Linked DNA regions of Homo sapiens: region 2 is linked to region 1. Evidence: read pairs that join two places in POLR2A ChIA-PET (ENCODE). Cell type or tissue: PC-3. All regions are shown on one strand. Each heading gives the region's core, and the rest is flanking DNA. Links, peaks and the distances in the headings are about the cores only.

The links. ChIA-PET counts read pairs that join two places held together with the same protein. Peaks named below come from ENCODE experiments on the same cell type or tissue, not always from the same donor. Only the 100,000 strongest peaks of a DNase experiment are listed, where the experiment ranks them.
Region 2: POLR2A ChIA-PET joins it to region 1 with 8 read pairs; 2 of 35 experiments call an interaction of 5 or more read pairs at or near these places.

The regions. Positions count from the first base shown.
Region 1 is chr10:74,965,432-74,971,653 of GRCh38, forward strand. KAT6B (lysine acetyltransferase 6B) reads left to right here. Exons shown (of 18, transcript NM_012330.4): 5 at 4,229-4,344; 6 at 4,589-4,670. Among named protein-coding and RNA genes, the nearest start is that of SNORD172, 53 kb to the right of the region's middle. In PC-3, for the core only: a CTCF peak has its summit at 4,292; a DNase peak (open chromatin) is centred at 3,100; H3K4me3 peaks cover 1,317 bases; H3K27ac peaks cover 1,302 bases.
Region 2 is chr10:74,136,911-74,140,910 of GRCh38, forward strand. AP3M1 (adaptor related protein complex 3 subunit mu 1) reads right to left here. Exons shown (of 9, transcript NM_012095.6): 2 at 1,197-1,472. The coding sequence starts at 1,469. Among named protein-coding and RNA genes, the nearest start is that of AP3M1, 12 kb to the right of the region's middle. In PC-3, for the core only: a CTCF peak has its summit at 1,260; no DNase peak of the experiment used is centred there.

The DNA.
Region 1 (6,222 bases), core at 1,144-5,143:
TGGGAACCATGCCTCTCCTTTTCCTCACTGTATCCAGTGCTCATTAAATATTAGTTGAAGGGAGGAGAGATGGACAGATGGATGGTCAGGTAGCCAGTCTGAGGGGCTTAGTGTCTGAGTCGTTATTAGTTTTCCATTGCTACTGGAATAAATTACTACAGACTTAGTGGCTTAAAAACAACACATTTTTAATCTTATAGTTGTAGGTTGGAAGTCCATCATGGGTCTCACCAGATTAAAATCGGGGTATCAGCAGGGCTGGCTCCTCTCTGGAGACTTTAAGTGAGGATCCATGTTCTTTTTTTTTTTTTTGAGATGGAGTCTCACTCTGATGCCCAGGCTGGAGTGCAGTGGCGTGATCTCGGTTCACTGCAAGCTCCGCCTCCCGGGTTCACGCCATTCTTCCACCTCAGCCTCCCGAGTAGCTGGGACTACAGGCGCCCGCCACCACGCCCGGCCAATTTTCTGTATTTTTTTTTTTTTTTAGTAGAGACGGGGTTTCACCATGTTAGCCAGGATGGTCCTGATCTCCTGACCTCGTGATCCACCCGCCTTGGCCTCCCAAAGTTCTGGGAAGGAGAGGATCCATGTTCTTATCCATCTGGGTTATTGGCAGAATTCAATTCCTTGTGTTGACAGGACCGAGATCCTGGTTTTCTTGCTGTCAGGTGAAGGTCATGGCCAGGTTCTACAGGCCACCCACATTCCCCGGCTTGCAGCCCCCTCCCCATCTTGAAAGCCTGTGATAGCAGGTGGAGTCTCTCTCATGCTTTGAACCCTTCCTCCTCCTTTTGCCATTTCATTTCTAACCAAGTCCGTAAAAGGTTCTCTGCTTTTAAGGATTAATGTGATTAGATCAATCATGCCCACTCAGATAATCCAGGATAAACTCCCCATCTCTAGGTCGGTACCCCTAGTCACTTCTGCAGAGTTCTTTTTGCTACAACAGGTATAGTATGTTTACAGGTTATGGGAATTAGAGCACAGATGGCTGGGGCGCTGCTGTTGTTGTGCTTACTACAGAGCCTGTGTTTTTTCTTCCTCAGTACTTTCTCCAAAAAGCTTTTCCACTGGTTTGTAGTTCCATTGGTACTTGTTTAATTTTAAATAGTATTCCTTTGGTTTTGCTAGATAAAACTATTGTAAGCTACTAGTACTTGACAATGTATTTGTGTAAAATTGAATGAGTGAATGAATATGTATTATGGCTCTCAAATCTGATAAATTGCAAAATACAATAGTAAAACAAACTCCAGAAAGACAAAGCACCATGAAACGTGTCAACAGAGAGAACAAGAATTTTAGAGGAAATTAGCTGGACGTGGTGGGGTGTGTCAGTAGTCCCAGCACTTTGGGAGGCCAAGGCTGGTGGATTCTTGAGGCCAGGAATTCAAGACCAGCCTGGCCAACATGGCAAAACCCCATCTCTACCAAAAAAATACAAAACAATTAGCCGGGCTTGGTGATGCGTGCCTGTAGTCCCAGCTACTCGAGAGGCTGAGGTGACAGCACTGCTTGAGTCTGGGAGGCTAAGGTTGCAGTGAGCCGTGATCATGCCACCGCACTCCAGCCTGGGCAACAGAGTAAGACCCTGTCTCAAAAATAAAAAAATAGGCTGGGCGCTGTGGCTCACACCTGTAATCCCAGCACTTTGGGAGGCTGAGGCAGGTGGATCACAAGGTCAGGAGATCAAGACCATCCTGGCTAACACAGTGAAACCCTGTCTGTACTAAAAATACAAAAACAAAATTAGCCAGGCATAGTGGCGGGCGCCTCTAGTCCCAGCTACTAAGGAGGCTGAGGCGGGAGAATGTCGTGAACCTGGGAGGTGGAGCTTGCAGTGAGCCAAGATGACGCCACTGCACTCCAGCCTGGGCAACAGAGCGAGACTCCGTCTCAAAAAAAAAAAAAAAATTAAAGTGTTAGAGGAAATTGTTGAGTTTATGAAATCGCTAAACCAGAGGTAAGGAATTACTTGATCAGTAGCATTGCTTTCCTTTATCTAATTACTATAGATTGTGCAGTAGTATATCAAGACACGTTACGGTCTTTTGTGTTATTTTAAAGTTGGCCATGAGAAAATAAAATGGAAATATTTCTTCATCCCTCAGCATCCTTTACAGAATCATAGAAATTTAGAACTGTAAGGGATCTATGGCCAATTCTCTTGAGCTAAATAAAGGTAAGATTGCTGCCTAAAGGAAAGATAGGCTGAAGATTTTAGAATTTGATAGGGTAGCTTAAATAGTAGTAGTTGAGATACAGTATTGCTTAAAGTGAGAGAAACCATTAAGAGAAAGAATATTCCTTGCCCCTGATTGAAAATGGCTGAAATCCACTAATTTTCAAACTGCATAATTATTAAAAAGTCTGTCTTTCATAAGATACCTGTGAGAATAAATAGTAAGCTGTAATATGATGTGAATTACCTTAGTTACTGAATATTAAGTCACAAAGTACAAAAGCAGATTTGAATGTAGAGAAAAATTCAGTGCGTGAAATTGAGGTCATATGTGCCCATGATATATGCCTTACAGGAAGTAATAAAAAAGAGGGGGGAAGTAAGTGGTATACTTTTAAGCTGATGGGATCCATTTTAAGGGTGGAATTTAAATTGCTGTTCTTTAAAAGTTAAGTTTTTACCCTCCTCACTATATAAGGGGACAGAGGGGAGGGCTCTGATCAAAGTAGACCTCTCCCCTCCCCGCTTCAGTGTGCTTCTTAGAAGTCGACAAGCAAGCTGTCTTTGTTTGCCGTTCCTGAGCAGAAAGAGGAGATTGATACCATTTTTATCTATTCAGACTTTTTCCTTGCATTCATTTGAATGAGAGAAGCCTCATAAAAGAACAGTGTCACAGGTTAAATGCATCTGCCTGGGTGTCTCTCCTGCCTGAGGTCATAATCCTGTGACAATATTTTATTTTCTCAACATCTTAAATACAGATGTTTAGAGTTTTTTTTTTTTAACTCAGGAATAGTGTGCTTTTATTAACGGTATTGGTGATTGATTTTGAATGTTTTTACTTCAAAAAGCCAAATCTCCTGGTGGGTGGAATTTTATGAAGCACCTGTTAAGCTTTAGGGAGGAGGACCTTTTTGGCAGCAATCCAAAATACATATTTAAACAATGAGCCTGCCAAAGTCAGGAAATTATAAAACAGTTTTGAAATTGCAGAATCTGCTTTTTTTTATTACCCCTCAGGTTTCCTTTGCAGCTTGGTTGTAAGTTCTTTCACATGGGATTTACTAATGTTCTTACTATTTAAAGACCAGGTTTAAAAAAATAAAATCAAGTTTGGAGATCTCTTCGGGTTTATGTGATAAAAGACCATTAGATTTTAAACTGTACAGCCTTCCAAAGAATCTAGGCTCACGCTCCGCACACCTCTTGGAGGAATCTATTACACACTGGCTCATGGCTGGCTCCTTTGAATGGCATTGCCCCTCAGGGTCTCCAGTTTTCCTCTGTGAAGTGAGCAGTAAGACCTGGTGTGTGGAGCGCTGCTAGGTGAAAAGTGTGCCCCAAACAGGAAAATGGGGGAACCTGCTGAGGCCACACTTCTTGGTGGGTCCTGTTTAACCTGGATCTCTCAGCTTCTTAACTCTGTCTCTCAAATTCACTGTTTTCTGCTCCTGCTTCCAGAGTTTAAACTCAGTGACCCAGGGGCAAGATGGCAATGGAATATCCTCTGTCTAGCCCAGCAATGGGATGTTCTTTGTGTGCTATTGGATTTGGGTGGGGGAGGGCATCTGTAGTTATGTTAAGCAGCCTCAATTTTTTATTTAGTTATCTGTTGAGTTTTATGATTTCATCACACACAGAGAGCAGGAATTGTTTGAACTTTGGCAACTCCCCTCAGTGTGTGGCAAACCAGGACCCCCTGGGTAGATGGTGGTTGATGAAGACGGCAAGTACAGGTGCAGGAGTAAGAATGCCTGAGCCTGTGTTATCTTCAAGTTCTCAAAGGCTTCAGATTGGAATTGGTATAAATTAAGTTCTCTTAGGGAAAACATTCGTACAGTCATTTTGTTACATACAGGGAAAGAAGGCAAGGGGAAAAGGCAGAAAGGAAAATCTGTAATTCGGATTCTCTGATCTGTTGGCATTTTCAAGTTCCTAAGGTTCATTGGCTAGCCTCATCAGCTATCTATTAAATATTAGGGAATGGGAGTTTAAAAAAGTCAAAGGCACCATTCCCATCAAGCAATTTGCTTTTTATTCTCATAGGACACCCATCCTGTTTGAAATTTTGTCCTGAATTAACAACAAATGTAAAGGCCTTAAGGTGGCAGTGCATCGAATGCAAGACATGCAGTGCCTGTAGAGTCCAAGGCAGAAATGCTGTAAGTATGGCTCCCGTAATCCGCCTCCAGGTAACTCGCTAATTTCCAGTGTTAAGGTGTTTTCATTTTTATAGAGTATGGCTACTTTCTTTCTAAAGCTTTAAATACACATGATGTCAAACTGCAACCAGGATCTTGGTGCACTTTCCTTATATTGTATTAATGTTAATCCAGTAACAAAAGAATTTTTGGCCTTTTACAGTTGGTTTCAGTCTCAATTAGTCTCTAATATGTTATATTACAGGATAATATGCTTTTTTGTGATTCCTGTGATAGAGGATTTCATATGGAATGCTGTGACCCACCACTTTCCAGAATGCCAAAAGGTGAACTTCTAAACTGTACTAAAAATGTATTTTATTACATATTGGTTAGCTTTGTCCTGAGGTCTGACAGCTCAGAGGTATACAGGTTCTTTAAGCATTTTTTTCATCCCTCCCACCTTCCCTATACTTCTGAGTTTAGCACAGGTTGTGAATAGAGGAGTATAAAAGCATAGAAAAAAATACATATATATATGTGTATATATATACATATATATAAAATAAAGGCTCTAATTCAGACCCAGGGATGAAAAGACCATCTCTCTCTCCAAACCATTCCCCTATTAGAATAAGATTAGATTATTAAGGTCAAAAGTTTAGAACACTTTCCATATTATTCAGCACAGTGTTAAGAGCTTAACAAATTTTATATTTTTGAGGATGATAGTGACTCCAAAGTCCTACAACAGGAAGCCATCACCATTTTCTTGGCCATTAGTTGATATTTTGAACACGAGCATCTGAATGATCTTATAGCTGATTGTGTCTGATGGAATGTGGATTTTCTTCTGTTTATTGTGTAAATCAGCTAAGCTCAGCCTTTTCCCCTCATTTTGCAATATATTAAACATTTAAAAATAACTTTGCCTTTTTATTATAAAATCCATAATTTACATTGTGGAAGATTTAAAAAGTACAGATAGACAAAAAAGGAATAAAAATAAAAATGAATTGGAAATTTCCTTCTCTGCCTTCACATACCCTTTGAAGGGAAATGGAACATTCTGTACATGTTTTTGTAATGTACTTTTTCCTCCCTCTTAATAGATTATAAGCATCCCCTACATCATTAAATATTCTCCTAAACATAGTTTTTAATAAGTATGTAGAACTCCATAGTATAGAGCAGGGATTACAAACCTGGCAACTATGGGTCACAGATATGCTTTGTTGGTACAATATTTTTACAAGTTTGAATCTGAGTCCTCTGGGTGGTGCGTGTGTGCTCCAGTTTGCCACAATCTCACTACTCCCTGCTGTCTTACGTTCCAATTTGCTTCAGTCACATACATTATACAATCTAGGTCCTTCCTGGAGGTATTTGATTTTCCAACCCTCTATATAAATGAACTCTAATTTATTTAACCAGTCCCTTAGGGTGGATATTACAAATGTTTCCAATTTTTTCCATCCACAATTATTTCCTTGAAATAAATTCCTAGAGGAGGAACTGTTGGATCAAAGGCTAGATACATGAAAGGCTGTATCAGTTTTCAGGCTGTCCAGCAGTATAGAAGGATACCTATTTTCCTGTATTGTGACCAGTACTCACCGTTACTATATCTCCTTGAGTCTAAGACACATTTTTTTAATGTTTTAATATTTTTGAAGTCAGATGCATCATACAGTATCTTAGATTTGATTAGAGTATTATTATTTTTAAAATTTTACCAGTTTGATAATAGAAATATGTCTGATTATTTCTTTTTAAGTAGTCAGATTGAACATTTCTTGTGTTTTATTCTTGGCTGTTTGTATATCATCTTTTCTAAAGTACCTCTTTTTATCCATTAATCATTTTTCTCTTGGGATTTTTACCTTTTTCTTCCTGATT
Region 2 (4,000 bases), core at 1-4,000, 830 kb before region 1:
AGCTGCTGAACATATATAAAACAGAGCGGGGGAAAAAACCCTCTATAGTCCGGGCATGGTGGCCCATGCCTGTAATCCCAGCAATTTGGGAGGCTGAGGCGGATGCATCACTTGAGGTCAGGAATTCAAGACCAGCCTGGCCAACATGGTGAAACCCTGTCTCTACTAAAAATACAAAAATTAGCTGAGTGTGATGGTGCACACCTGTGGTCCCAGCTACTTGGGAGGCTGAGGCGGGAGGATTGCTTGAACCCGGGAGGCGGAGGTTGCGGTGAGCCAAGATCATGCTACTGCACTCCAGCCTAGGGAACAGAGTGAGACTCCGTCTCAAACAAAACAAAACAAAACAAAACAAAACAAGCAAACAAAAAAAACCCCTCTATAGTCCTAATATTATTCCTCAATATTTTCTTGATATTTCTAGGTTGAATTTAATTCCTATTACATATTATACCAGAAAGTATTGAAACATTAAATTGGAATTTGAGCTATAAACTTCATTCACCCTGATTATCCCAAAATACATATAGATAAGCTTAAATTATTTGGTATATTCCGCAAGACAAAATAATAAAATGTAAATATAGAAGAGTTCATAACCAATGAAAATCTTGAGACCATTGAGAGAACTGTATGCGGAGGGCATTATTGTTTCCTGATGATATACAGTCATCCCTTGGTATTTGTGGGAATTAGTTCCAGGATCCCCTGTAGATACCAAAGTTCACAATTCTCAAGTCGCTGACATAAAATGGCATAGTATTTGCACATAACTTATACACATCCTCCTATATACTTTAAATCACCTCTAGATTACTTGTAATATCTAACACAGTGTAAATGCTATGTAACTATTTGTTATACTGTATTGTTCAAGTAATAATGAGAAGAAGTTTGTACATGTTCAGTTCGATTTTTTTGTTCAAATATTTGCCATGTAAGGTTGGGTGACTTTATGGATGCAGAACCCATGTATATGGAGAGCCAACTGTAATCTGTAATACATATAAAAAATAGTGAATAGAGCAGCCATGTGTGTAACTGTATACCACACAGAAAAGGGCTTATGAATTTACGCTTAAACAGAGAGAGACAGACAGTAAACATCAAAACCTGGGTAATTAAATAATATAATCATGTCTCACCTTCAGCTAACTTGGGTCATTTAACTTAGAAAGGTATGATAGATAACCAACCTGAAAAGTGTCAGCAACTCGATGTAGGAACTCAATTACAAAGAGAGGTGGCACTTCGGTCTGTATGACAGATACAAAGAAGAGCTTATCCCGGTAGATACTGATGAGGTAGTGGTGAGGTGTTGAAATGACAGGTGGTACATTTTCAACATCAGCAGCTTTCTCTTGAGCTTCAAAGAAATAATCACAGACAGACTGGCTCACAACGCTCTTCCAGTGCTTCTCTAGAAATATGTCACCGGAACAGTTTATGAGAAATAGACTGTGGATCATTTTCTGTTGGGGCAAAGAAAGGTTTAAATTTATTATACATTAAATATCATTTAACATACACAAAAAGATTATACACCTTGACCAAGTGGGATTTATTCTAAGAATGCAAGGCTGGTTCAACATACAAAAATCAATCAACATGATATACAATAAGAACTAAAACAATCATTTCAAAAGGTGCAGAAATTGCATTTGACAAAATCCAACATCCTTTTACGAAAAAAAAAAAAAAAAAAGAAAGCCATTTAAGAACAAAAAGAAACTTCCTCAGCCAGGCTCAGTGGCACATGCCTGTAATCTCAGCACTTTGGGAGGCTGAGGTGGGCGGATTGCTTGAGCTCAGGAGTTTGAGACCAGCCTGGGCAACAGGGCAAAACATCATCTTTACAAAAAATACAAAAATTAGCCAAGCATGGTGGCACTTGCCTGTAGTCCTAGGTACTCAGGAGGATGAAGCAGGAGAATTGCTTGAGCCCAGGAGGAAGATCGACGCTGTAGAGAGCTAAGATTGCGCCACTGCACTCCAGCCTGGGTGACCAAGTGAGACACTATCTAAAAAAAAAAAAAAAAAAAAAAAAAATTTCCTTAACCTGATGAAAACCCCACAGCTAATATTATATTTAAAGGTGAAAGACCGAACACTTTCTCCTTAATAACAAAACCTAACAAGGATGCCCAGTCCCATCATTTCTATTCAACATGGTACTAGAGGTTTGAACCAGGGCAATTAAGCAAGAAAATAAAACAAAAGGCTTCCAAATTGGAAAGGAAGAAGTAAAACTGTATCTGTAGAAGATACAATCTTATATATAGAAAATCCTAAGGAATCCACACACACACAAAAAAAAACCTATTAGAGCTAATAAATTTAGTTCAGCAAGCTTGCAGGACACAAGTCAATATAAAAATCAATTATATTTCTATCCACTATAGCTATAAAATACTAAAAATGGGCTAGGCATTGTAACTCATGCCTATAAACCCAGCACTGTGGGAGGCTGAGGAAGGAGGATTGCTTGAGCTCAGGAGTTTAAGACCAGCCTATGCAACATAGTGAGACCTCATCTCTATTAAAAAAAAAAAAACAAAACAAAACTGAAAATGAAATAAAACAATTTCAGGCCGGGCGTGGTGGCTCATGCCTATAATCCCAGCACTTGGGGAGGCCGAGGCAGGTGGATCACCTGAGGTCGGGAGTTCAAGACCAGCCTGGCCAACGTGCAGAAACTCTGTCTCTACTAAAAAAAAAAAAAAAAGGCCAGGCGCGGTGGCTCACGCCTGTAATCCCAACACTTTGGGAGGCCGAGGTGGGTGGATCACGAGGTCAGGAGATCGAGACCATCCTGGCTAAGACGGTGAAACCCCGTCCCTACTAAAATTAGCCAGGCGTGGTGGCACGCACCTGTAGTCCCAGCTACTCAGGAGGCTGAGGCAGAAGAATCGCTTGAACCCGGGAGGCGGAGGTTGCAGTGAGCCGAGACTCAAGATTGCACCACTGTACTCCAGCCTGGGTGACAGATTGAGACTCCATCTCAAAAAAAAAAAAAAAAAAATCCCAGCTGCCTTTTCGTGGAATTTGACAGGCTAATCCTAAATTCATAAGGAATTGAAAAAGATCAACAGCCAAAACAATCTTGAAAAGGAACAACAGGGGCGAACGGGGTGGGGTGCGCCATTCCTCCCTGGCCAGGGTGCTTGGGAGCAGGGACCCCCACCTGCAGCTGAGCATCCTTCCTGGGAGCCACTCTGCTGTTCCAAGGACCTGGGAGGAGCCCTCGGTCCCCCGGGTGCCAGGGCCCTGGGGCGCACACATCCACCCCAGCCCGAGCCTGCGTTTCCTGAGCCAGGATCTGGGGCGAGATGGCTGCAGGCGGCCGTGCGCCCAAGCCCCACGTCCTCGTCTGCCTTGGGGCGCTCCTGGCCAGCTGGTCGCCGTAGGTTAAACTCACCTTACACCTGTAACCGGTGGACTTCCCTACATACCTTTGCAAGCCCTTCTGTGCCGACCAGCGCCTTCAAAGCGGGGTCTTCTGCCTTTACTTTTGGAAAAGCTTTTCATTTTGAAATACTTGGCTGACTTACAAAAGACTTCCCCTCACACTTGACATGATTGACAAAAGGTCTGAAATGCTTCATCTACAGTCTGATTTACTATGAAACAAGAATTGGGGGGATGCTTACAAAAATATGTAGAATTAAAAAGATTGAAAAAATATATATATTTGAATTAAAAAAAAAAAGGAACAACGAAGATGGATAACTCGTGCTTCCTGATTTCAAAACTTACTACAAAACTACTATGTGGTATTGGCACAAGGACAGACCTACAGATCAATAGAACATTAACCCTTACATTTATGGTCAACTGATTTTCAACAAGGGTGCCAAGACCTGGGTGACCAGTTGGAGAGAGAACAACCTTTTCAACAAATGGTACTGGAACAACTGGATTTCCACATACAAAAGAATGAAATTGGATACAAAAAGCAACACAAAATGTATCAAAGACCTAATTGGAAAAGCCAAAATGA